Linked DNA regions of Mus musculus: regions 1 and 2 are each linked to region 3. Evidence: chromatin loops called from intact Hi-C (ENCODE). Cell type or tissue: gastrocnemius. All regions are shown on one strand.

Region 1 (8,000 bases), 68 kb after region 3:
AAGTGTGTGTGTGTGCACGCACATGCATGTATATGGATGGATGGATGGCTTGTGGCCACCGGCTGAGGTAGCCAGGGTCAAACTTGCTGGAGTGTGACAGTGTGGTCCTGCAATCCACCAGAGACTTCTGCTCCTCCCACCCTGCTCTGTGCTGGTGGTGTGGTTTGTTTCTGCATCGGGCAGAAGTTAGAGCGATGACTCAGGAGCACTGCTGGCTCCCTGGCCACCCCAGAGCCAAGAAGCCTCTGCCAGAGGTAGCCAGCGCTGGCCTTGTGTGCTGGGTTGACTAGGGGCTTGGTCAGGGCCAGAGACCTGGACTCTCTCCTTGTGGCTGGATAAATCAAGTTAGCATCTCTGGCTGGGCCACGATTTCCCTAGAGAATGAGGGCTCAGAACTCCCATCCCTTCCCCAAAAGTTCATGCGGGGGGGGGGGGGGTGAAAGGCAGGAGCAGAGAGGTTCCCTCAGGAGCCTCTTCTCTGGCCCCAGGTGTGTGTGTGTGTGTGTGTGTGTGTGTGTGTGTTAGCAGCTCCTCCCAGGACAAAGAGGTCATTCTGTCAGGAGCTCTGGCTCTTGTTCAGGACCGAGAGGAGAAGATGAGGCTGCCGGACATAAGTCCAAGGCATCCTTGAGGAAGGACCCTGTCACTCAGAAAAGTCTCATAACAGCATTCTCATGCTCATGTGACTGATGTCTAGAGTGAGAGGAGACCTTGACCCTGCCATCCTGTGCACACCGAGGCTTCACAGTGTTACTACGGCCCCACCTGTGCCTCAACATCACTGATCAGTCACGGGTAGCCATGGGAGAGGATGCAGGCTTTCCAGTCAGAGGACTGAAGACAGCACCAGAGCCTGGAAAAGGGGCAGCAGCTTGCCAAGCAGAGGAGACCTGCCTTGCTATGGCCTCCTGAGCAGTAGGACAGGGCTGTAGGCCTCACACCCACCTGACTCGAGAATTACAGGGCCTGTCCACTGTTAAGGCTGTAGCAGCAGGTGGGGGCACCAGTGACCTCGGTTATTGTGTCTGTAGCCTGGGCAGTGTCCAGAGGCACACAGCTAGAGAAACATGTGTCCAAATACTACATGCATGCACACATATATGTTTATGTGCACACATATGCATGTATATGTGTTCGCAGATGCACATGCCCCAAGCACATACATATATACATACATACATACATACATACATAAACACACTGGTATATTTTGAAATCTTGGCCTTCCTTAAAGTTAAAACAGATATGTCTTCCAAGGTCTCCCGGGTGGGTGGGACCCCAGCAGTAGGGACTGGGAAGCCTGGTAGCTGGGGTATTCCTCCACTCACAGTTAGTTTCTCAGACCCTTCCTGGATGTTTTCTGAGGAGCAAGAGATCCTGGGTCCACAGGCCCAGAATGATACTGCGGAAATGTGATCAGAATTCCAGAGCTGGGGTGCAGGGCAGGGTGGGGGCCTCTCAACCCAGATTCTATTCACATTTGCATCCCCTTCGGGCTCACTCACTGTCACATGCCACACTGCACAGTCCCAGGAAGATCAGCTTTGCCCTGCAGCACACTGCAGCTCAGGGCCATTCACAAGTGAGTGGTTCAGCATAGGCCTTGGGACCTGCCCAAGGCCAGGAGTTTCCCAGGAAGCATCCTGGAAGCCTGCGCCCAGCCTTGCTTTGCATGATAAAGGTGTTCCCAGGAGTGAAACTGGAACTTCTGAGTGGCAGCTAGACCTACTGGGGGTGGGAGCTGTGGAAGGGCTCTTTCTGACAGGGTCTCTTTCCGTGAAGTACCCCCGCCTGTTGAGAAGCCCACAGATCAATGGTCAGTGATCCAGTTCATCTAAAGTGGAGTCAGTGATCTTCTCTCTCTCAGGACCTGGGGCTGTGAGCTCACATCGTGTACGTGTGTGCGTGGAGACCAGAGGTCGGCTTCAGGTGCTGTCCGCTTTGTTATGGAGACAGGTTACCCTGGAGCTCACCGAGTAAATTAAGCTGCCTGGCCAGCTAGCCCCAGGGATCTGCCTGGCTCTTGCTTCCCCAGCACTGGGTTCAAATACACGCCACACCTTGCCTTTTTACTCAATGCTGGGGCATTGAACCCTCATGCTGAGCTGAACATCTTAACATAAGCTCTTCCAGCTGTGTGGCCTCTGGCAGATTCCTGATCTGTGAAGCTTGGGTTCATGTTAGATGTGGCATTTTGTCAGATGATCTTAAAGGTGCCCCTCCGTCTCTAGAGACCTAAATAGCTCCTTCGGTCCCCACTACGTTCCAGTGTGCTCATCCCCAGGCTGGATGATGGCCCAGTAGGAAGCCACCAAGGTTGATGACTTCGAGCTCTGTGTTATGACAGAAGCCCGCTGGACATCTACTCCAGGCCGCAGCACCTTAGAGTGTCAGACTTATGTACTGGGGGGTAGGGGGAGGCTTAACCTGAATTTTCCCCTAAACAGGTGTCAGCTATGGCCCGGGCCCTAACCTTCCGGGACAGAAGCCAGAGGAAGAGGTTTAGTTGCTTTTGGTGGCCCAGGGACTGGGAGGAGCGAAGGATGGATAGAGCTGCGACTGGAAGCCACACGGTGGAATGGTGGCAGCCGTTTCCGAAGTTGCGCTGAAGCCAGGCTTTCCGCCCAGCGGCGTGCCAGCTGTAGAACTGGCCAAGGAGCGTGTTGTGGGGGGAGAGGGTTGGTGACCGGGGAGAGAGTTTCCCACCAGGCCGGCGTGGCTAGGTGGATCACATGAAACCAACACCTAGGAAAAGCCGTGCTAAAAATAGCCGGGGCGGGGCGGGGGGGGGGGGGGGCGCAAGCGTGTAACCCAAGCCGGGGCGCTGCTGTGCGTCCGGCCTCCGCGCGAGCGCTGCCCGCGGACCGGCCCGGGAGGCGGCCCTCTGCTCGCACCCCGCCCCAGGCGCAGCGCGGCGGCTCGGTGCCCGGCGGACGGGCGGGCGGGCGGCCGGGGCGCTGCGGGCGGGGATGAGCGCTGGGGCTACGCGGTCCGGGCGCGGGCGCCCCGCGCGTCCCGGGAACTGGAGCTACGCGCGGCCGGGGCGGAGGTGAGTGCGCGTCGCTGGGGTGATCAGGGACGGGTGCGGTCACCGCGCTGCCCTCCAGGCGCACGGCTGGCCTCGGGTTCCGACACACGGTGAGACGAGCTGCAGGCGCCGAGTACCGAACTCGGGGCTGCCTGGCCCAGCCCCTGAGAGAGCTGTTGGGGATGTCGCCCGCGAGTTGCGAAGCACAGAGCAAGCATCACCAGAGCCCAGGGGAGTCGGAGCCACGGGGCTGCGGGAGGTGAAGCGGTAACTCATTCATTGCGACTTGGAACCGTTCGTATGCTACTCCACCGCCGCCCGCTCGGGACCCCCTAAGGTCTGATTCCGCGGGCGGGATGGGGTCCGGCTAGCGGACTTGAGGGTCACCACGCTCTTGCTTCCGCCAGGAGGCCCATCGCGCCCCCACCCACCCTGTGCTTTGGGGCAGCTCCGCTGGAGGAGTCCACGGAGTTAAGCTAAGCCGACCGCGGAGACACTGCGCCCCTCGTGGCGATGGTGGGAAGGGGAGGGTATCGTAGCGGGATTCAATCGGACTTCCAGTGGCGGCCTGGACCCTGTCCTGCACCCGAGACCCCAGGGTAGAAGCAGGGATGTGCATAGCAGACAGGAAAGCGGAACAGCCGGGCTGCTGAGTGGGGCTCGGGCTCCAGCTGAGACAGTTGATGGCTTTTCTTCGGGCTCCTCTGAGCCGGCTGTGTGGGGACTGTGCCACGTGTTACTACTGCATTTAATCTTCCTAGTGAAATGGGTGGAACCCCGTGCTCTAGATGAAGAGGGTCAGAGTGGCCTGTGTTGCACAGCTGGAAAGCAGCAGAGGTGCTGACAGTCCAGAGCCACACTGCCAGTTGACTCTGGTCCAGTTCCCCCTGTTAGAGGGACAAAGGTGTGTCGAGGCCTCTGTGTCCTGCACTGTCCCAACCGTCTTTACTCAGCCAACACCCAAGTCCGGAAAATAACAGACAAGCGGGCAAAATGCTTGGGCATATTGACGGGGCCAGTCGGGGAGAGCAGCAGCTGGCCAGCAGTCCCTTCAGGATGGCATAAGCTTGCCTGGCAGGTCCCTTTTGCCATAAGCTTGGCCTGGCAGGTCCCAAACAACTGGGCAGAGCCAACAGAGTGTGTCTTCCTTATTGTGAATGGGAGAAGGCAGCAGAGGACGGCACAGGGTTTCTTCAGTCTGGGAGATAAGGTGAGACAAAGCAAGTGGACTCCAGGCTGTCAGTATCCCAGGGCATTGTAGAGGCCGTGGGAGAGCCAAAGAGAGCTCTGAAGTCATGAGCTTACAGTGTCAGTGATTTAGTCTCCACAAGACCCCACCCTCCACCGACCCAGGTCAGTGGCTGCTTGTATGCCCCCAGCGATGGCCTCTCACTCCTTCACAGCAGCCTGAGCCTTCTGTCCTGCCGCTACTGGAGGATCCGTTTCAGCCCAAGCCCCTAGCTGTCAATCACCTGGAGTGACAGGCGACACAGTAAGCCTGGAGTTGCCACAGTTGCCTTGGAGAAGTTAGTGGTATGTCACTCCCCACCAAGTCTTTGGAGCATGTACCTTTTACAACTTGGCATTGCAAGCCAGGAAGTGTCCTGCCACCTGCTTTGGGAAGCAAGCCCTGGGTCTTTCTCTGCGTGCCCTTGCTAAGTACTGACATGGCCTGGAAGCAGAGGCCAGGCCACACACTGAAACTTATGTGCAGCCTGGGCTTCTGGGCCAACCCCCAATCCATCTTGGGAAGAATTCCATTTCTGGGTCTGCTTTCTCCTCTAGAGCTGCAACGGTGTGGAGGAGGGGCATACTTGCACAGGTATACCCAGGCCAGGGGCAAGTGTGGCAGGTAGCATGGCCTTGGGCAAGTCACTAAACCTGGCTGGTCCTGGGCTCCAGCCGATGGAAGCAGGTGGCCAGGTACTGGACTGCATCTGCTTCTTGTTTTCCTCATCAGCCCTCCATTGGCCTCACCCCATTTCCTCCTGGAACTCGTGCGTGAACAATGAAGGGTGAGAGGGCCTTTAACACAGCCCCTTCCTCCCACACCTACCTGGGACACTCAGTTCCCTTCCCTCTTGGGACACCTCCCATTCTGTCCCTGTCCTCGATGGCCATCACCAGAGCAGGTGAAGCCGTGTCCCCTCTCTAAAAGGAACAGCAGCTACAATATGGCCCAGCCCATCTCCAAATAACATTCTGCACCCAGCACCTCTGACTGACACCCTCAGCCCCGTTCTCTGTGGAGCTGACCCATAGTGCTCTGACCCAAGCATGGCGGGAGGAAGGCTCCAAGTGGGCTCTGGGCTTTGTATTGAGGTGACATGGCTCCCTCACGACCTGGAAAGGTTTCTTTGGCCTCTCTCTTTTTGTTTGTGCTTGCCATTCACCCTGGGGCTGAGGCTGGGGCTGAGGCTGGGGCCAGGGCAGTAGAAGCTGTCAGTGTTATCCTGCAGACCTGTCATGAAGTCTGCCAGCATCCCACCATTTCCAGTGGTAGAAATCCGGTCAGTACGGGTGAGTAGTGGTTCTTTGCTGCGCTAGCGTACTTTGCTCACCAAGAAGCCACAAACCCCAGGGCATCTCATCATCTGTATCAGAGCCTCCGCTTTAGCGCCATGATGTCTATGCCGTATGCGAGCTGCTATTTCTGTTCCCAAGGACTGCACTCAGCCTAACCCACTGTGCACACTAGGGAATGACCTCCCTCCCCAGAGACACAAAGAGCCAAGGCATCTGTCATGTCCGGCAAGTCTGTCATGTCTGGCTTGGGATCCCTTCTCAGGTGTTTAGTGCTCATCCATGGTATGGGACATGGTGCAAAACAGGTCCTAAGGCTGCAGGGACCCACGCAGAGGTGCCTGGCCTGGCTGAGCTCAGCAGTGAGGTTCCTGCCACCAGTTGTTCCTCAGCACTGATCGCTGCTCCTCGAACACATGTGCACGCATGCACGCATGCATGCTGCTGCTGCTGTTGCTGCAGAAGCGTGTATTGAGTTCAGACTGGAGCAAGTGTGCCTGGCAGAGTGGAGCAGGGACTGTGACATGTCTTTAAACCATATATTTCCGTGTCCAGCCTGGCAGGATTGAAGTGGTCTCTGGGAATTACACTGTTGGCTAAGTGGAGCCTACTCTAGAGAGGCAACGCCCAAGCTAAGTTCTGCTTATGAGCATGGAGAGGCTACAGAGAGGCTTGTCTGAGGACACTGCCATGCACCCAACACTCTGCTATCCTACCCTTCCCCCAACACACACACACACACACACACACACACAGTCTCTTCCATCACTCAGCATGTAAAGGGCCCACTGCCTTCTGGGAGCTGGGATCCAACTTCTCTTTTTCTCTAAGTGATTCTGACCTGCACACCCCATCTCCACTCAGTTCTGCTCCTTCCAGATGAGAGGGGTGAGCCCCGTGGATAAAAAGAATATTTATTAGCTTGGGACCTATTTATTAGCCTCAGGCCTAACTTCATTCTGTCCTGGCCTTTGCAGTGTGTAAGACCAGGACAGACATGGAGCCACAGTCTGTATAAAAGTGGCCAAGAATGGGAGGCCTCTCTGCCTACCCTGTCCCCGACCTAGGGTGTAGTGTTACTGAACAGGCTTAGAGAGCAAAGACAGGTGAGTGCCACTGTGAATGGCCACACATGTGAGTCGCTGGAGACTATGCCCAGGAGACAGGCTGAGGAAGCTTCCCCTCCCATCCTGGCTCCTCCTGCTGGTGCTGGTGCCAGTGGCAGAATGGGGGACATTCCGTCCCCTGGCTGTCTCTCACAGCGTCTGTCCTGTGTTTGGCTGCTCCGGGGCTGGCATCTCAGCCAGCCACCTAACAGAGTCAACATTCATGAGCAGCAGTCAGGGGCCCCAGCCGGCTGGGGCACTGCAGAATGTGACCGTTAGGAGCGCCCCTGAGCGGCATTTTCCACATTCCTTGGGGTTCACCGGGCCAATGCGGCCTTGGCCGTGTGTAAACAGGCCAAGGCTCTGCAGGACCTGGATGTGGCCACTGGGCACCACAGGAGCGGGAGCATGGAATGCTGACTCCATGGCTGGCCAGTCCAGGAGCCAGGCTGCTGGTCTGGTCCTTGAAGAAACAAGTCTTTTGGCTGAGGCTGGGTGCTAGCTGCGGTGGGCACCATCACCATCCAGTGCAGCCTACAAGGCAAAGGCCTCGCCTCCCCCACCTACCACTTACCACACAGCACCCACCACACAGCACCCACCACACAGCACCCTTTCAAAGTGTAAAAGTCCTATGGGGTTTAGTACGCTCACAGAGCTGTGCACTCACAATCTCATTCTAGAACATTCCACCACCTCCCCCACCTCTTCCCAGCATCCTCTAATCTCCTCTATCTCTACCTCTATGGATTTGCTTATTCTGGACATTTCATGTGCATATGCTCATGCTCTGTGGCTTTCTGTGTCTGGCTTCTCTCACTGGATGTCATGCATTCAGGGCTTGAGCAGCTGCCTTGGTCAGAGCTTTCGCCTCTGGCTGGCTGGACAGTGTCCTCCCCAACCCCCCCCCCAAGGGCTCTGTATGCCTGTCACTGCAGTGATATGTGGTCGTTATGCATCCTGCTACTATAGACATATATGTCCAGGTGTTTCTGTGGGCATATGTCTTCATTTCTCTCTGGTAATTCCCAGCAGAGGTGCTGAGCCCGAAGAGCCACCCGATCTTGTTTGCCACCATGCCTTGGGCCATGTCACATCTCCACAGGTCAGTGAGCCGTAGGAGCCGTGTATCCCTTTCTGAGGTTGAGAGCCATGGACTCTAGTGGGTAATGCATCGTTCAGGGGCCAGATTCCCGCTCAGCCGCAGACAGAATCATCAAGGCAAAGAGAGTTGTGGTTAGGACCCTGAGCCATGTCTAGGGGACGATTCTGTCCTGCAAGATACTCCATCCTATCCCTCCTGAGATGCTAGCGTCTCCACGTACGTTCTTACCTCACACTGG
Region 2 (8,000 bases), 170 kb after region 3:
CAAACATAGGGCAGCCATGTAGGCAGCAAATGAGCAGGGATTGGAGAGGTTTGTACAATGTCCACAGCCTATGATGGCAAAGGCCAGGGCCAGCCCTAGGCTTCCTGGCTAGTCCTGTCAATCCTAGGATGAAATGTCTCCCTGCCAGATACTGTCGGGTAGGCCCTGTTTCCTGATTTAGAGTGTGGACTGATCACAGATATTCACTGGCTGGCCAGTGTCACATGCTTCTGGGCTCCTTGGTCTGAGGGCACATGGCTGCCTTCTGAGGGCCCTTGTTGGGAAGGCTGAGACTTCCCTAGCACCCAGAGGCCAGGATGCTGCACACACATTCACACTCGCAGACTCACCTTCAGAAATATCTCAGAAGCACAGACTGATGCAGTCCACAGACAGGCAGGTAGGGAGCAGTAGACCACCACCACTCAAAACCCTTTGTGGTGAGTCAGAATCTGTGCTCACTGGGTCCAAACACACCACCGACTGAGGCCTGTGGCCTGGCCATACAGTCTTCCAGCCACCAGGAGAGGTAACTTGTCCCAGACTGTCCAGTAAGAGCAGGAGCTAGCTCAGACCAAACATGTCCACCTTGGGGTTTCTGCTTGCTATATCCCAGGCAGATCCTTCCTGCTCAGGGCCACTCTTTCCTCAGTCCTTGGGGTCCCAGGCAGGTCACATGGAACACAGAGGCTTGCTTTAGGCCTAGGCCTATAAAGAGAATGTAGAGCCAGGCTGTACTGTGAGGTGGGAGTTGATCCCCTTGCCTGCTGGCAGCATCATGAATTAAGAGGGAGAGATCTGGAGTGGTGCTTGACCCTGTACATACTTGGTAGAGCCTGAGAATGGAGAGGGGCCCAAGGTCCAGGGAGGAATGTCATAGAACAGCTAGTTAAGGTCCTGTAGGAAGGAAGCCAGGGCTTTCAAAGTGGCTGTGCCGGGTGGGTGTGTCATGTGGGCTGTGGACAGCAAGAGACTTGGAGACCGTTGCCACTGGTCAGTCAGTATGCAAGCATGAACCTGGAGCCCCTGTCTCCAGACTTCAGTCAGGAAAACCCACATGTGGCAAAAGGAGCAAAGGCAGGTCTGCCCAGGCCTGGGAACCAGGTCCTGGTATGCCCTGTGTCTGTCTCTTCCAGTCCTAGGAGGCAGGCTGCTGTCTCTAAGTTTTTAAATTCATTCTCATTCATATTCTCTCTCCCTCCCTCCCTCTCTCTCTCTCTCTCTCTCTCTCCTCCTCCCTCCCTCCTTCCCTCCCTCTCCATCTGTCTGTCCATCCACACATGCCCACACACACATGTAGATCTCAGAGGACAGCTCAGAGGAGTTGCTTTGCTCTTTCTACCTTATGAATCCTAGGGATTGAACTCATATTGCCAGGCTTAGCACCACAACCTCTTTACCCACTGAACCATCTCGCTAGCCTGCAAAGTCCCCATTTTATAGATGACAAAGCTAGGACTCTGAGGCTCTGGCCCAAGTCACTGGGCTCCAGAGACCTAAGGAAGATGCAGCCCCAGCTCCGCTCAAACACTTCTCCCGCCATCTGCAAGCCCCCCCCCTGTCCACAGGAGCCCCAGGCCTTGCTACCTCAGCTCCTGGATTTTGTCCCAGGCGGCTCAGCCTGGGAAGGCAGGAAGGAGAATCCTCACTAAGGTGTAAGACGCCGCCAAAGCAGTGCAGCCCCTGCCTCTGAGGCTCTCAGACGGGGAGGAAGCTCCTCCCTCTCTCCCCTCTCCCCTCTATCTCACAGAATTAAATCCTTGATTAACCCTTATCTCCCCAGCAAGGCACTATCTCCGCTTTGGCGCCAAGCGTCCAGACACACGCTACAGATGATTGATTTCTGAAAGATATGGGCGCCTTTGCGATACTTCGTTTATTGTCTAAATATTTTTGCTAACATTCAGCGGGCTCTTATCAAGTTCGGCTGATGGGTCCCAGTTCTCCCTGCAGCCTAAGGAAGAAGTCGCCTCCTGCCCCATGGCCCTATCAGCCACCAGGCAGTTCCTCCTCTCCCCTTAGAGAAGAAGGAGGGGGCGCATGTAGATATGGGGCCTGTTTCCCGGGCTTCTCTTAGGCTGGGGGCTGCTCACCATGGGGACAAATTGGAAGGGAAATGCCCCCTAACACTCCCACCCACACCAGATGTCCAGGGTTAGTATCCAGGAAGGAAACTGAGTCACACAGCCCTGAGTGGATTTGGTAGTCCTGTCTTTATCGCTCGCTATGGTTTGCATGCCTGTAAGAGGGCAGTTGAAAAGCCTCCTTAGGGTCACAGCTCACAGTGGATAATGATGAGAGGGAGTCAAGGATGTTAAAGTGGGTGAGTGGGTGGGTGGGTGAGTAGGTATGGGATGTATACATGGTATACAGATGGATAGAAAGATGAGTAGATTTTAGGTAGGTGGATAAATGAATAGCGGGTGGGTTGGTAGATAAGTGAATGTGTACATGTGTATTCATAAATGGGCACATGTGTGGATGGACAGGTGATCAGATAGAGGGTGGGGGGGTGAGTGGATGAATGGATGGGTGGAAGAGTCGATGAGCAGATACAGAAGTGTGGTCGTGGAGGGATGCATAGGTGGATGTGAGTGCACAGCCCTTCACCCCAGCCTGCCTATGTTGGTCTGCCTGCTCAGCTTGCTTACTTTGGCCAGGGGCCACCATAGCATCAGTGAGGCCAGGGGAGGGTCCGTGACTGCTGAGCGGGGTGGCAGATGCATTAAGAAAAGATGCTAGGAACCGGGCGTGGTGGTGCACACCTTTAATCCCGGCACTTGGGAGGCAGAGGCAGGCAAATTTCTGAGTTCAAGGCCAGCCTGGTCTACAGCGTGAGTTCCAGGACAGCCAGGGCTACACAAAGAAACCCTGGCTCGAAAAACCAAAAGAAAAAAAAAAAAAAGAAAAGAAAAGAAAAGAAAAAAGAAAAAGAAAAGATGCTAGAAAGGCTGAAGTGGGCCCAGACTGCGTGACTTCATGTGGACCAGCCTTTAGGTCAGTCCCTAATGGCCTGAGGTCCTCTCATCTGGGGATGGAGTGAGGGAGCCTAGGCTAGCCCAAACTCACCTTACTGGGACTTGAGGGAGTGCTGGGGAAGTTTGGTTTCCATCCCCATCTTTGTGTAACAAGGGAGGGAGGGTACCCAGGAAAGGCATCTCCTCTCCAGGGCATGCAGCCCAGCTGTGCCCACTGCTGTTCTACCCAGATGTGAAATATAGTTTGAGCCCTGCTTCACTGGCCTGGGGAAGCATTCCAAGCCCCGCCTTAAAGAGACAGCAGCCCAGCCTGAGAAACCTCAGCTGGAAAGTGGCTGTCTGCTGTAACCTGACAGCAGGCATAGATGTACCCCGAGTGCCACACCCTGTACACTCTGTCATAGCTGAAGACAGAGGCCACTATCCTAAGGGGCAGAGTAGGTCCTGTGCTCTTTGAGGCAGAGCTGCCTGAGGCGTCTGGTGGCCCCAGGACTCTTGGTCTTCATGTGGCTCCATCTCCCCTTGTACCTTCTCTTTTTTATGTCATTTGTTATTTGGGCTACCCTGTTCCAGGTGATTTCATATTTTCATATGAAATATGCAAAGACCCTTTCTCTAAATAAGATCACTCTCACAATTCTGGTGACATCTGTGAAGCCACCATTCTGCCCAGTCCATAGAGACTGGGACAGTCAGGAGTGTCATTTGGCTCAGTCACCAGGCCCAGTCTAGGTTTGCTCTTGGCTTTGTGGGGGCCTGAGCCCCCTTCTTCTCCATCTTTGGTTTCCCCGTCAGCTAAGGGAGAAGCTTAAAAAATATCCTAGGCTCCCACCCCTCCTCAGGCTCCTCCATCTGCTCCTGAGCTGCAGCAGCTATGGCCTCAGACCTGCCTGCAGCTAGCTCCATCTTTGGGCCCCAAAGCCACCCTGAGGTAAAAGGCTGGGGCCAGGAGGTGAGCAGCAGGGCCCACCCTACACAGAGGGATGGCTGGCAGGGATGGCATGAGCCATGCGCCTGTGACTCTCCCCGCAGGTGATCTCTGCCCTCATTTCTCTGCCTGAGATGGCCAGCATCGTCCTTGCTCTCCTCCCAACACGAAATGCAGTTAACATGAACCCAAGCTCACTCTTGCTGGTCCCTTGTCCCCTGTTGTCCCTGGCCCTTCAAAGGCCCTGCTCCTTCCCCTTTACTATGTACTGTGTCTCTAGCCCTTGGCACAGAGCTGGCCTTCAGGGACTGAGGGGCGAGTACATGGATGAGCAGTGACAGTGGGGTGGGCAGAGCTTCTTAGACTTTGGTTCTAATCCTGTGTACACAGCGTGTATTCTCGGTGAGCCTCAACCCTACACCTATGAAGTGGGCGATGGGCATCTGGGGAAAAGAGAGGAGCCATAGGCTGTTATCACTGTGGAAGGAGGGTGGATCAGCAGGAGAGAGGGCCTAATTAGAGTCACCCTGTGACCACAGGCCCCAGCACTAGTCCCCAGCATATGGGGACCTGAAGCCCAGGCAGCAGTGTGGGATACCATTTTTGGAGCAAGCTGCCCACCTGAGAGGGCTCACCTTCCCTGAAAACGGCTTTATGAGCAGCAAGATTTGGGAACAGCCGCAGATAAAGTCGTCTCAGAGATGGTTTCTGATGGTTTCTGATGGTTATCAGCCCGCAGAGTCGGACACTGACCTCTTTGTTGGGGGAACAGGAGCAGGCTCAGATCCACAGGAGAATTTAAAGTGGCTGATGTCATCCAGGGCTGGGGGGAGGGAGAGTTGGAGCCAGGAGGGAGAGACAAATGATGGCTGGAGGGGCAGCGAGTGGGACAGATGCCAGGGCTCTTCTCTGACCTAGACACACCTGAACAGAGGAGCCGGGGGCCGGGAGCTGAACTCCTCCTCCGAGGCCTACCTGAGAGACCCAGACAGGGAGAAGAGTGACCACAAAGCCCTGTCCCAAGCCCCAACCTATCCTGATGCAGGGCAATGACATTCACACACACACACACACACACACACACACACACACACACACACACACACACACACGGAAACAGAGAAGGGACCTGCATGGAGGCGCAGGACCTCTGTTTTGGGGCAGCCAGGAACTCATGGCCCATTTCCCTGGGGACTTGATGTGCTGGACAGCAACCACTGCTCCCTCCTAGCACTGCTCCCCAAGGTTGCATGCACCCCATGCCACAGTGCTGCAAGGGGGTGCGGTATGGTGTTCCATGCACTGGGACTGCCACAGAAAGAGCAGCTTGTGCAGCGTCAGCAAAGTGGCGTGCGTGTGCGCGCTCGTGTTTTTATCATGCGGTGAACACGCTGCTCCGGAGAGCGATAAGCGTTAAACCGACCGCGAGGCTGTCAGTCTCAGTTTGAGGGTTTAGAAATATTGGGACGAATAATTAGATTTCATATCGTTACCACAGCACCCATCAGAGGATCAGGCAGATTAATTTTCTCACCCTCCTCCGCTCATTAATATTCATTAGAGTAGTGGAAGGCTGAGGCAGGGAGGGCCAGACCCAGCCACCTCACTGACAGCCATCTGCTGGGGCCAGGAACAGCTAGCCTGTGAGAGTCAGAGGCCCCCTGTGTGGCTGCCCACACCCGTCTGCTGCTTACTCTGTGCTATCCAACTGTGACCTTGAAAGCTCACCTACCCCCTGCATCCCTGGGAGCCACCTCCTGACGGAAGCCAGCCGATCTGAAGCAGGCTCTTGGGTAGAATGCACTCCCTCAGTGGACGTGTGGCAACTGCCAGCAAGGTCCAGGGTGCAAGGCAATACCTAGGTCCAGAGATGCCTTACTGTTCATGTTATCCTTCAAGCAGAGCATAAGTAAGCAGCCGTGGCCAGTATACACAGCTCTAGGGCTTCCTGTATCCTCACATTCATCTGTGCCCAGGGCAGAAAGGCCCACAGAGAAGGGCACAGCCTCCCTAGCCCCCAGCTCTCCCACCGCCCTGAGATGGTGGCAGGACAAGGAAGGGGATTCCTTCCCCTATCCTGACAGCAACTTTGTCATGTGGGCCTCACCGTGCTGGCATACAGGAAACTGAAGCCAGAGGTGCAGGTGTTACCTGCTAGGACTCCAGGGCTCCCCTTCAGAACCAGCTTATCTCCACTCCCTGCTCCATGGCAAGCCACGTGGCAGCAGGCAGGTGACGTGGAAGCCACCGGGCTGGGCTGTCATGACCTCATGGGTCACTGGGAGTTCCCAGCTAGTAGGCCTTATCTTGTTGGCTCTGTATATGCCATGTGAATGCGATCTGTAAAGAGTTGGTCCACAGGGGTCACAGGAGAAAGGTCAGACCTGAACCCTGACGTTTGGCCCCAGAGCCTATGTGGGCATCACACACAAGGGGACCCAGGAGTGCCAAGCACTGTCCTGGCAGTTCCCCTTACAGTCAGCAGCCTGTTTCTCCTCCTGTTCCAGCCTGTTGGTCATCTTCCTTACCCAGTGAGCTCATTGCCATGACCACCGCAGCGGTTCTTAGGAGCCGGGAGTGAGCAGGGGCTCTAAGCTTTGGGTTAAGAGTTCCTGGGGTGCAGGTTTCTGAGTGAAAGGCATTTATTTGAATCAAACAGCGAATGGCCGACAGGATGATACACAGGCCTGCTCTGCCTTTACACATAGTGCCCGAGTGGCTTAGTCCAGGGGCTAAGTAAGCTCAGCGAACAGGGAGGTGCCCAAGTGGCAGCAGTCACCCACCCCACCCTCCAAGGATAGACAGGACTGGGCCTCTGCTGTCCCTGCCTTCCACTGGCTGTGTCTCATCCTCCACCGGAGACCAAATCCCAGCCCAGCCTTCCAGCCTGGGCTGCACAGAGACATGGCCACGTACACTTACTTCCTCTGCTGCTGGGCTGAGAGCCAGGGTGCAGGGGGCAGGAAGCAAGCAGCTTTGGTGGCCCTGGGGGGCTGAGCCCAGAGCTCTTCCCTTCCAGGTTCAGATGGAGCTGCAGAGGAAGTGTGTGGCACAGCCCTAGGCTGGAACTTCTAACCCCAACCCCCTCCCCTTTATTCTGTCTCAGTTCCCTGGCCCATATGATGGGGAAGAGGGCACAGAGCCTCAGCTACCCACTACCCCTCGCTCCCTGGCAACACAGCTGTCTTGGGTTGGGGCAGCCAATCTCAGGAGAAGGACAGTGCTCTCAATGAACGGACAGGGCCAAAAGTTCCACCCTGCACCAGAAAGGAAAGCTCTACTGTACAGAGACATGGGCTCGTGCTCTCCCTCTCTCCCTCTCTCCCTCTCTCCCTCCCTCTCTCCCTCTCTCCCTCCCTCCCTCCCTTTCTCAGTTCCTTGCAGGAATCTAGCAGTTGCGTGGTATGGGCCATACCCTTGGTGCCAGCAGCTCTGCTGTCACAGAAAGAGAACACACATCAGCAGGCTCTATAGATTCAGTGCTTGACAGCTCTAGACCTTTGTTCCCAACAGAGACCAATGCATAGCCTGGGAATGCACAGCTCCCTGCCATGCCTCCAGTTATCATAGTGTTTGAACTACACAAGTCCTACTGCTATGAGCTACCAGGCTGCTGACCACCACTACACAACAGAGCAAAGCCCCCCACTCGGCATCCTATATAGACTGAGCCTTTCCCATCTCCACTCTTCTCTAGGGCCCAGCTGTGACCCTGATGGTGGATGAGAGCTGCTGGCTAAGGATGCTGCCCCAGGTCCTAACTGAAGAAGCCGCCAACTCAGAGATCTACAGGAAGGGTCTGTATCTCATGCCTGCCTCCCTCCCCGCTAAGGTCTTTCAGAAGGCAGGGTCACTTGGTTCTGACTGGTCCAGCTCTTAAAGGGACACCAGCTTATCTGGGTAACAATCAAACTGCCTGAGAGAGCACCCTGAACCCCATCTGAGAGGATGATGGACAACCTTTGGAGCTGCAATCCCATGCGAATCATAACCACTGACACAAGAGCTAGAGGGACCACCCTGGGCCCTCTACAGCCAGCCCCTGAACACAAGAGCTAGAGGGACCACCCTGGGCCCTCCACAGCCACTGAACA
Region 3 (8,000 bases):
TGAGAGCACAGTGGCTGTGTTCCAGATATAGCCAAAGTTGTACCTTGTGCTGTGGCTGGACTTGGTAATGTGTAAGGGTCACCCAGGTGGTACTGGTTTTGAAGGCATGAAGGAGTTGAGCAGAGCAGCTGAGGCTTGGCACTGTGAGAGGCCATGGAAGGCCATTGGTGAAAGTGCAGCCTCAGTTGCAATTGATGGCCCAGGACTGAAGGGGTCATGCAGTGTTTTGGAGATGCCAGTACCATGAGATGACCACCAAGAGCAGCAGCAGCAGTGGAGTACAGGCATCTGGAGCCTAGAGGATGAAGCGTGTGCTACAAAGGGCCTGGCTGGAGAAGTGACCCAAGCCCTTGGAGGAGCCCAGAAGATTGTAAGTTGGATCCCAGACATTGGACGGTTGGAGATTGACTTTTGCTTTTGATTGTGGCTGTGCCCTGATATTTTCCCTCTTGAAGGAAGAAACTGTTTTAGTGGAGCCCACGGTTAAGAGACTTTTAATTGTAAAAAGACTTTGGATTTTAAAAGAGATGAATATTTTAAAGAGATTGAAATTTTAAGAATATGTAAAGACTGTGGGACTTTTAAAGTTATTTAGATCTTGGGGATGAATAAGAATGTAAGGGTTGAGGCTTACTAGTGATGTGTTTGTGTGTCAAGTTGACAAGGGGTCAATTGTACTGGCTAGTTTTGTGTCAACTTGACACAGCTGGGGTTATCACAGAGAAAGGAGCTTCAGTTGAGGAAATGCCTCCATGAGATCCAACTCTAAGGCATTTTCTCAATTAGTGATCAAGGGGGAAAGGCCCCTTGTGGGTGGGACCATCTCTGGGCTGGTAGTCTTGGGTTCTATAAGAGAGCAGGCTGAGCAAGCCAGGGGAGGCAAGCCAGTAAAGAACATCCCTCCATGGCCTCTGCATCGGCTCCTGCTTTCTGACCTGCTTGAGTTTCAGTCCTGACTTCCTTGGTGATGAACAGCAGTATGGAAGTGTAAGCCAAATAAACCCTTTCCTCCCCAACTTGCTTCTTGGTCATGATGTTTGTGCAGGAATAGAAACCCTGACTAAGACAGGAGGCAACACTGGAAGCTTTAAGGTCCAGGGATTGTGTCCTATATCTCGACAAGGCTGAAGAAGGCACAGTCTCTTTCCTCCCTTCTAGAGGGCCGTGGAGAGGCACTGACAGACATGCCAGTCGGCTGGTGGGGCTGGAGCCTGGAACTCTGGTCTCCAAATCAGTTCACCCTTACGCCATATACAAATAAAGACATGTGTCATGAGTCTTTACTTCTTCACTTCCCCAAATGACTCCCAGGACCCTGGTGGGGAGGGAAGTGTCCTGGCAGGGACTGGCTTCTTTCTACATCTGGTCGCATGGAGAGAAGGCTGAAGAAGTTGCAGGCAAAGGGCAGAGAACCCAAACAAAGGACCAGAAGGCAGGGAGGGCAAGGATCTCAGATCATCCCTGCTGGCTCAGGCTGGAGGGTGACCTCCAGAATCCTAGAAAATGGAGACCAGAGGAAGTAAAACAGACTCTCGAAAATCAAGGGGCCTCCCTTGGAAATGCTTAGAAGTGAGACCACCTGGGCCTCGATATCCTGGTCCCTCCCTATGCACCTCACCCCCAGGAAGCCCAGAACAGACAGTGGGCGACCACTCTGGGACTCTGTGCAGCAACCAAAACGCTTAGCACACAGAGAGTGCACCAGCTGCCGTGGAGTCTGTATCCTTAACGTATCCAGGGGAGATGCACAAGCTATGAACATGATCCTGAGAACATGGGGCATCTCACCCACACTCGATATGTGACAGGGGTGGGGGGTGCTGTGGGAGGTGTTCCTGGAGGAGTGGGGTGGAGCTAGAGTCCTTTACACCGGTAACCCAGAGCACGGCCTCCCTCCAAAGAGAGACCTCCAAAGCCCCATACTTCATGCCGTGGGTGGGGTCTACACTGAGTTGTGTTTTGGGGGACAAGCAATACTCACATGGCTTTAATGTTTGTGTGTGATTGACAGAGTCTTCGCTGAGAGCCGTGCACCCGAGCCCTGCAGGCGGGCCTGCTCTTCGCCGGAGGGAACGAATCAGAAGGGACCAAGGATCCACAGGTAAGAGCAGCCTTCTTTTCTCCATGGTGTTGATTTGACTTCGGCTCCTGCTCGTTTTGCTCATGATCTGTCTTGGATTTTGCCACACCGTCACAGTGGCTTCTGTCACTACCAGGGTGGCATTAGTACCTGAATTCATCCTGAGTGTTCGCTGGTGCTTGGCTCGCTCCATGCTGGAGCCGGTGCCTGGGCAGTCAGTGTGAGGCTGACTGATGTCTGTCTACTGGTTAGTTTTGTGCAGAAGCCAGTTTTGATCCCAGTAGGCTGTAGAGAAGAGCTTTCATGGTGTGTCCTAGTTTATTATGGAAGGGGGTCACTCTTTAAATGTCACTGGGGCCTCTGGGACTGATGTGCCCAGAGGCAAACATCTGTAAGAGGAGGGGACCATTGCTATTGGGCAAGGTACCTGCACACTCCTCCACACGGTGGTGATACCAAGAGTTCAGGTGGGACTCAAAGCAGCTTTTTGAGCTGTGACTGTGGCCTGCAGGATCCAGTCGCTGCCATGAGACAGAGCTGCATCAGGAACCTGAGAACGGGTCTGGCCATCCTGGGCTTTCCCCGTCACTAGCCTCAGTAGCGTCTGCAGCTTCTCCGTGGGCTGTGTGTCATGTGCCACATCTATAAAACACCCTTTCAAAAGAACCTTCTAGGCACATTTTTAAGGGAGGCCTAAGAAGGGAGGCTGTCCTGGGAGCATGGCTGCCCTGGGAGCACGGCTGTCCTGACAGCTTCCAACTCTCTGAGAGGACATGCTCTGTCCCAAACACCTTGGTGATCACCTAACGGTATAGGGACAATGGAGACCCATCAGCTGACCAACTGTCACAGAGTCCTGACATTTGTCAGCCTAGATGTCCCCCAAAGGCTCAGGGCATTGCTATGCAAACTATTTGGTTTAGTTGTTGTTTTTTATTCATTAGAGCAACTCAGTGTGGGGAGGTTTTCTGGAAAGGGTACCAAGAACCTTCTCCCTTGGGAGTGTCGAAGTCACCTGGGGCTACTGCTGTAGAATTCATCTATTCAGGGCCCTGACAAAGTTCTCCGGTAAATGACCTAGAAGACAGCACAGGCTGAGCTTCAATCAATGTCACTCACGCCAGAGGCTGCAGGTGGCACAAGTAACATCTGCCATTCACTCTGAGGCGATGACAGTCAAAGATGATGGAGAGATGGCAGGATGGAGAGGTAGCTGCCTGTCAAAGGAGGGGGCGGAGCTACTGTGTGTGGTCATGAGACTAGTGGGGGTGGCCCTGGGGTTTACCATGCGCCTGCATCTTCTGTTAGGATGTTCTCCTGGTCAGATAACTGGAGAACAATTTCAGTGGCCTGTGGTACCTGCCAGGTGATTTTCTGGGCCTCTCCGGCATGGTGGAGTGGATGAGGCTAAGGGCCTAGAACTCCAAGATGAAACTTGAGTCTGTAAGAGGGGGGAGCAGAAAGAGCCTGATGGTAGGGGTGCAGAAGGAGTGGAGACTCTGGACTCTGAGTTCTTATGGAAGAAGGCTTGCTTCCAGAGATGGCTCAGATGTCTTTGGCTGATTGTGAATGGTATGTGCTCCTGCTTGGAGGGAAGGGGGTTCCCCCTTGGTTTGCTGAGCTTGCTCAGAGTTCCCAGGCCAGGCTCTGAACCCAACAGGGAGGGTGAGTCTGGAACCCTCTTGAGGGCTGGCTCTGCCCCCAGGAGACCAGGGGCAGCTGGAATTCTCTCTTCCAGGGGACAGGGTGGGGTCGGGCTCTCTGCTCAGGTCACAGAGACACACAGATGTGATGCTTCATCTCAGGGACTTCGACCATGCAGTGCAGTCTCCGGATGGATCCCGCTGTATAGCAGTTCTTTGTAGGCCTTGCAATAACCATCCCCTGCAGGGGGGCGGGCAGCGGCAGCAGCAGCACCCCTCCCTCCTCAGCCTGACCAAGTGATGCTAACCAAGATCACTTGGTTTAACCATTGTCCCCTCCGGCCTCACCACTCAGGCCACCGACTGCAAGCAGGCCTTGTGGCTCTCCTCCCTCTGGACTGTGAGGCAGGGCTGTGCCACCAGAGGGCAGTGTCGGGGCCTGGGGAGTGCCTGTATCTGGGAACCAGGTAGTTGACCGTCTCTCTGGCAACCTTGGACACCTCTAGGGGTTGCAGGGAGCTTTCGCTGCAGTGTGCTTCCAGTCCTTCTGGGATGAAGTACATCCCCTGGGGCTCAGTCACCTGCAAGGAAGTAGTGACAGAGAGGACCATCTTTTCTGATCACGTTGAAACCGGGTGTGAAAATTGAGGGAAGGACAGGAGTTGGGGTGGGGTGGGGGAGCCTCGAGGCAGCTGACGTCTTCTGTGGCACCCTTCATTTCTGAGCAGCATGCCCCAGACCTAGTTACCTTTTCTGCCCGTCTCCTTTACTTTGGTTTGTCTTCCCCCAAATCCAAAGAGCAGATAGATGTTTGTATGAAGCCAGGACACCGTCACGTTAACCAGGTACTCACAGGGTTAGGAGGGGAGATCTCTGGTCATTACCTTGGTGTGAACAATCCAGATTCCGGCTGCAATGCTACCAGAACCAAACAACTTGGTCCAGAGCCCAGAACTTCTGCCTCGAAACTCATAGGGTTCCTTCTGGTGGCTATGAGCCCCACCAAATGGCATCTGGCTGTGAAGGAGCGCCTGCCAACTCACCTGACTTAGTGACCCAGACAGACCTTAGGTGCTGAGAAATCAAACAATACCTTCAAGATTCCCTTTCCCTTCTCTCTCCCACCTCACCCTGAGGGCGCAGGCACCACCATCCATATACGAGCTCTGGGGACATGTGGTGTGGCCTGTGATCAGAAAGCTGTGTACCTTCTCGTGCATCAAGGGGTCCATTTCACAAGCCACAGGGACCCCAGGGTCATGTAGGAAGTGTTCTTATCCCACTGGACAAAGTCACAACTGGTCTTCAGCCATCCCACACAGTGGCATCTCTCCTTGGAGGTCCATGCATTGGCCCCTGGAGATAGTGCGTCCCATCCTGTTCTGACAAGTTCCCCCCAGGGTCTTGCCTACAAAGCCCCACAGAGTTCTTTATGGCTTGATGCCCTCAGGATGGAGTGGCAGGGTTGCTCATCGTAGTTCCACAAGGATATCTGCTTGCAGATCGATGTCTGTGTTAGAGCCTCAATACCCAGGTGCCCTCAGGGCTCTCTGCACCTGCTGCGGCCATGTGCTCACTGCCTGTTCCTCTCCTGCCTACCCCCTCCCTCTTGTGGGAGAGTTAGACATGGGTAGCCTGCTGTCTGTGTGCGGGAGCCAGTGCTGGGCTGTCCTCTGGCCCCAGATCTGAGACGTCTGCCATCAAGAGAGGACATGTCCTGTCTTCTCCTCCCAGCCCTTCACCTGGCCTGGGCGTGTGCCAGGGCTCTGTCAGACAGGTATGAAAGGGAAGTAAGGGACCCATCAAATCGGGTTGTCTGTGCCAAGAGGCCGCCACTCAGTCGGGCCGGCTCAAGAGAGGCACAGGTGAGTGGCTGAACATGTGAGTGGAGGTGTCTGTGTGACCTCAGATCTGTGTGGGGACAGATGGCAGGTGCTGCCCAGGCCCAGAGCCCTGCGGTCTGACCTGCATTCCCACCTCTGCACGTGGTCAGTAACACACAAGCTACCTGGGCCTGGCTCCTGTCCACGCCCCACCTGCTCCCGCCTCATGTTCTTTGAGTGGCACCCCTCTTTTGGTCTCTGCACCTGCAACGTTGCTTTCCAGGGGTCCATGGCTCCTGGAGGTGAAGCTCTGGGGAAGGACAAGAGCCATGGCAATTAAGGGGAGGCGCTGGCTTTGTTGCCCTCCAGGGTGCCTCTTGGTTTTCTTGTTGTGGTTTATTTTTTAACCCGTTCACACTACGGAATATACAGTGTGTTCAAATGGAGCCAGAGATACCCGCATGGCCATGAGGCTTAAGGACAGAACCCAGCAGTGAGGCCCACTGCTTTCCCTGAGGCCGCCGGTACCCTGTGCTCGCAGGCATTCTGTTTTCTTTCATAGCCTAAGCACGTTTCCTCTGTGTTTACACTTTATCGATGACGTCACCAGGGAGGCAACTGACTTTACCCCCCATGTTCCCGTCTCTATAATGCGTCTGGGATGTTGTCTAAGACCCAAGGGCAGTCTGTCCGTCCTGCTGGGTGGCAGTGTGCCCTGCCATGCTTTCTGCTCACAGTCTCTCATCCTGGGTCACAGGAGTCTCTAGTGAAGACCCCGAGGCTCTGTGTAAGTGTACAGAGGTTTTTCTGAGGCCTATGTATGCATGACTGCTGTGGGCGTGGGGAACAGTGCTCTGTGTGTGCCCACAGAAGCCACGGCACCTGTGGCTTCAGGTGTTATAGTTGTCTGTCATTGGTGTCTCTGTTTTCTTTTTCTATCTAGTGGTATCAAAATGGTATTTGTTTGTCCTGGAACTCACTCTGTAGACCAGGCTGGCCTCAAACTCAGAAATCCACATGCCTCTGCCTCCCAAGTGCTGGGATTAAAGGCATGTGCCACCACTGCCCAGCTTGATATTTGTTCTTAAAGTTGGCTCCTTTGCTGCTGTTGTAAGTCGACATCTCTCAAACCATTCTATATAGCTTGTGATGGGAACCCTCTCAGCTCCGCTACGCTCGTACTTCCTGTTCCTCAGTGTCACTGTGCACAGCCTGGCTCCTCGGCCTTTGTATTAATCAGGGTTCTCTAGAGTCACAGAACTTATGGATAGTCTCTATATAGTAAAGGAATTTATTGATGACTTACAGTCTGCAGTCCAATTCCCAACAATGGTTCAGTAGTAGCTGTGAATGGAAGTCCAAGGATCTAGCAGTTACTCAGTCCCACACGGCAAGCAGGCGAAGGAGTGAGAGTGAGACTCCCTTCTTCCAATGTCCTTATATTGTCTCCAGCAGAAGGTGTAGCCCAGATTAAAGGTGTATTCCACCATACCTTTAATCCCAGATGACCTTGAACTCGGAGATCTCCCTGTCTTAATCTTCTGAAATCCATGGCCACTATGCCTCAAGATCTCTATACCAAGATCCAGATCAGAAACTTCTCTCTCCCAGCCTCCAGATTAGGGTCACTGGTGAGCCTTCCAATTCTGGATTGTAGTTCATTCCAAATATAGTCAAGTTGACAACCAGGAATAGCCATTACAGCCTGTGATGTCCTTGTCCTGGATGTTGGTGTGTGTGTGTGTGTGTGTGTGTGTGTGTGTGTGTGTGTGTGCCTTTAGAGGCCTCTGCACAGGAACTCCCTGTCCCTGCACTAAGGCGGCCACCATCAAAATGACTTTATGATGCCAAGGTCGCTGTGTTTTGAGGCCTGCCACATCCTGTGATTTCCTTTTCCTTTGTCGCAGGTACATCTGTGTGTGGATCCTTGGTGGCCTCCTGGGTGGAGGGAGGAGAGCAGGAGGTCCGTGTGATGAGGCCGCCTGTGGCTCCCTGAGTGTTGGTTCTGTTACAGTCGGCTTCTCTACTGTGAGGTTTAGCTCCCCGTGGATTTGATCACTCTGTCTGTCTTGGCTGGAACATGATCTCTTCCCATCCACGCTGGAGTTCGTGCACGCACTACGATAAATGCCGTGCGGAAAGGAGCATTCGCAGATGGAGGTGACACACATGCGTGAAGGACAATGACTTAGAGTTTACAAAGGGAGAGGCCAATCACAGCAAAAGCACCCCAGGCACCAGGATCAGTCAGCCATTTCAGGGAAAGTCCACCAGCCCAGTGTTCTTTGTGATTCTGTAGTGATGTCGTGAAGAAGAGGATCGTGGTCACAGCGGTGATGGTGGTATCTATAACAGTGATAGTGATAGTAATTAAGGTGGTGGCAAGTGATTATAACCATGATGATGGTGATAGATGTGTTGGTGATGATGGTGATGATGGTGATGGTGGTGATG

What was found. Hi-C counts contacts between places; a loop is a spot of excess contacts. Peaks named below come from ENCODE experiments on the same cell type or tissue, not always from the same donor. Only the 100,000 strongest peaks of a DNase experiment are listed, where the experiment ranks them.
Region 1: a loop joins it to region 3, with 7 times the contacts of the local background. A loop is called at or near these places in 13 of 42 quality-filtered maps.
Region 2: it touches region 3 in a loop (2.0-fold over the local background); 5 of 42 quality-filtered maps call a loop at or near these places.

The regions. Positions count from the first base shown.
Region 1 is chr8:122,227,363-122,235,362 of GRCm38, forward strand. Zfp469 (zinc finger protein 469) reads left to right here and starts at 2,912. Exons shown (of 3, transcript NM_001362883.1): 1 at 2,912-3,049. In gastrocnemius, CTCF peaks have their summits at 3,540 and 6,944; DNase peaks (open chromatin) are centred at 2,650, 2,965, 3,501, 4,011 and 1 more place; H3K4me3 peaks cover 1,986 bases; H3K27ac peaks cover 5,609 bases.
Region 2 is chr8:122,324,487-122,332,486 of GRCm38, forward strand. Zfpm1 (zinc finger protein, multitype 1) reads left to right here. Exons shown (of 10, transcript NM_009569.4): 5 at 7,604-7,703. Among named protein-coding and RNA genes, the nearest start is that of Gm46056, 16 kb to the right of the region's middle. RefSeq lists an enhancer at 5,185-5,475. In gastrocnemius, no CTCF peak of the experiment used is centred here; DNase peaks (open chromatin) are centred at 4,768 and 6,841; H3K27ac peaks cover 1,105 bases.
Region 3 is chr8:122,159,073-122,167,072 of GRCm38, forward strand. It overlaps a transcript of Zfp469 not described here. Among named protein-coding and RNA genes, the nearest start is that of Gm39268, 13 kb to the left of the region's middle. In gastrocnemius, a CTCF peak has its summit at 4,150 (motif pointing right); DNase peaks (open chromatin) are centred at 4,143 and 5,402.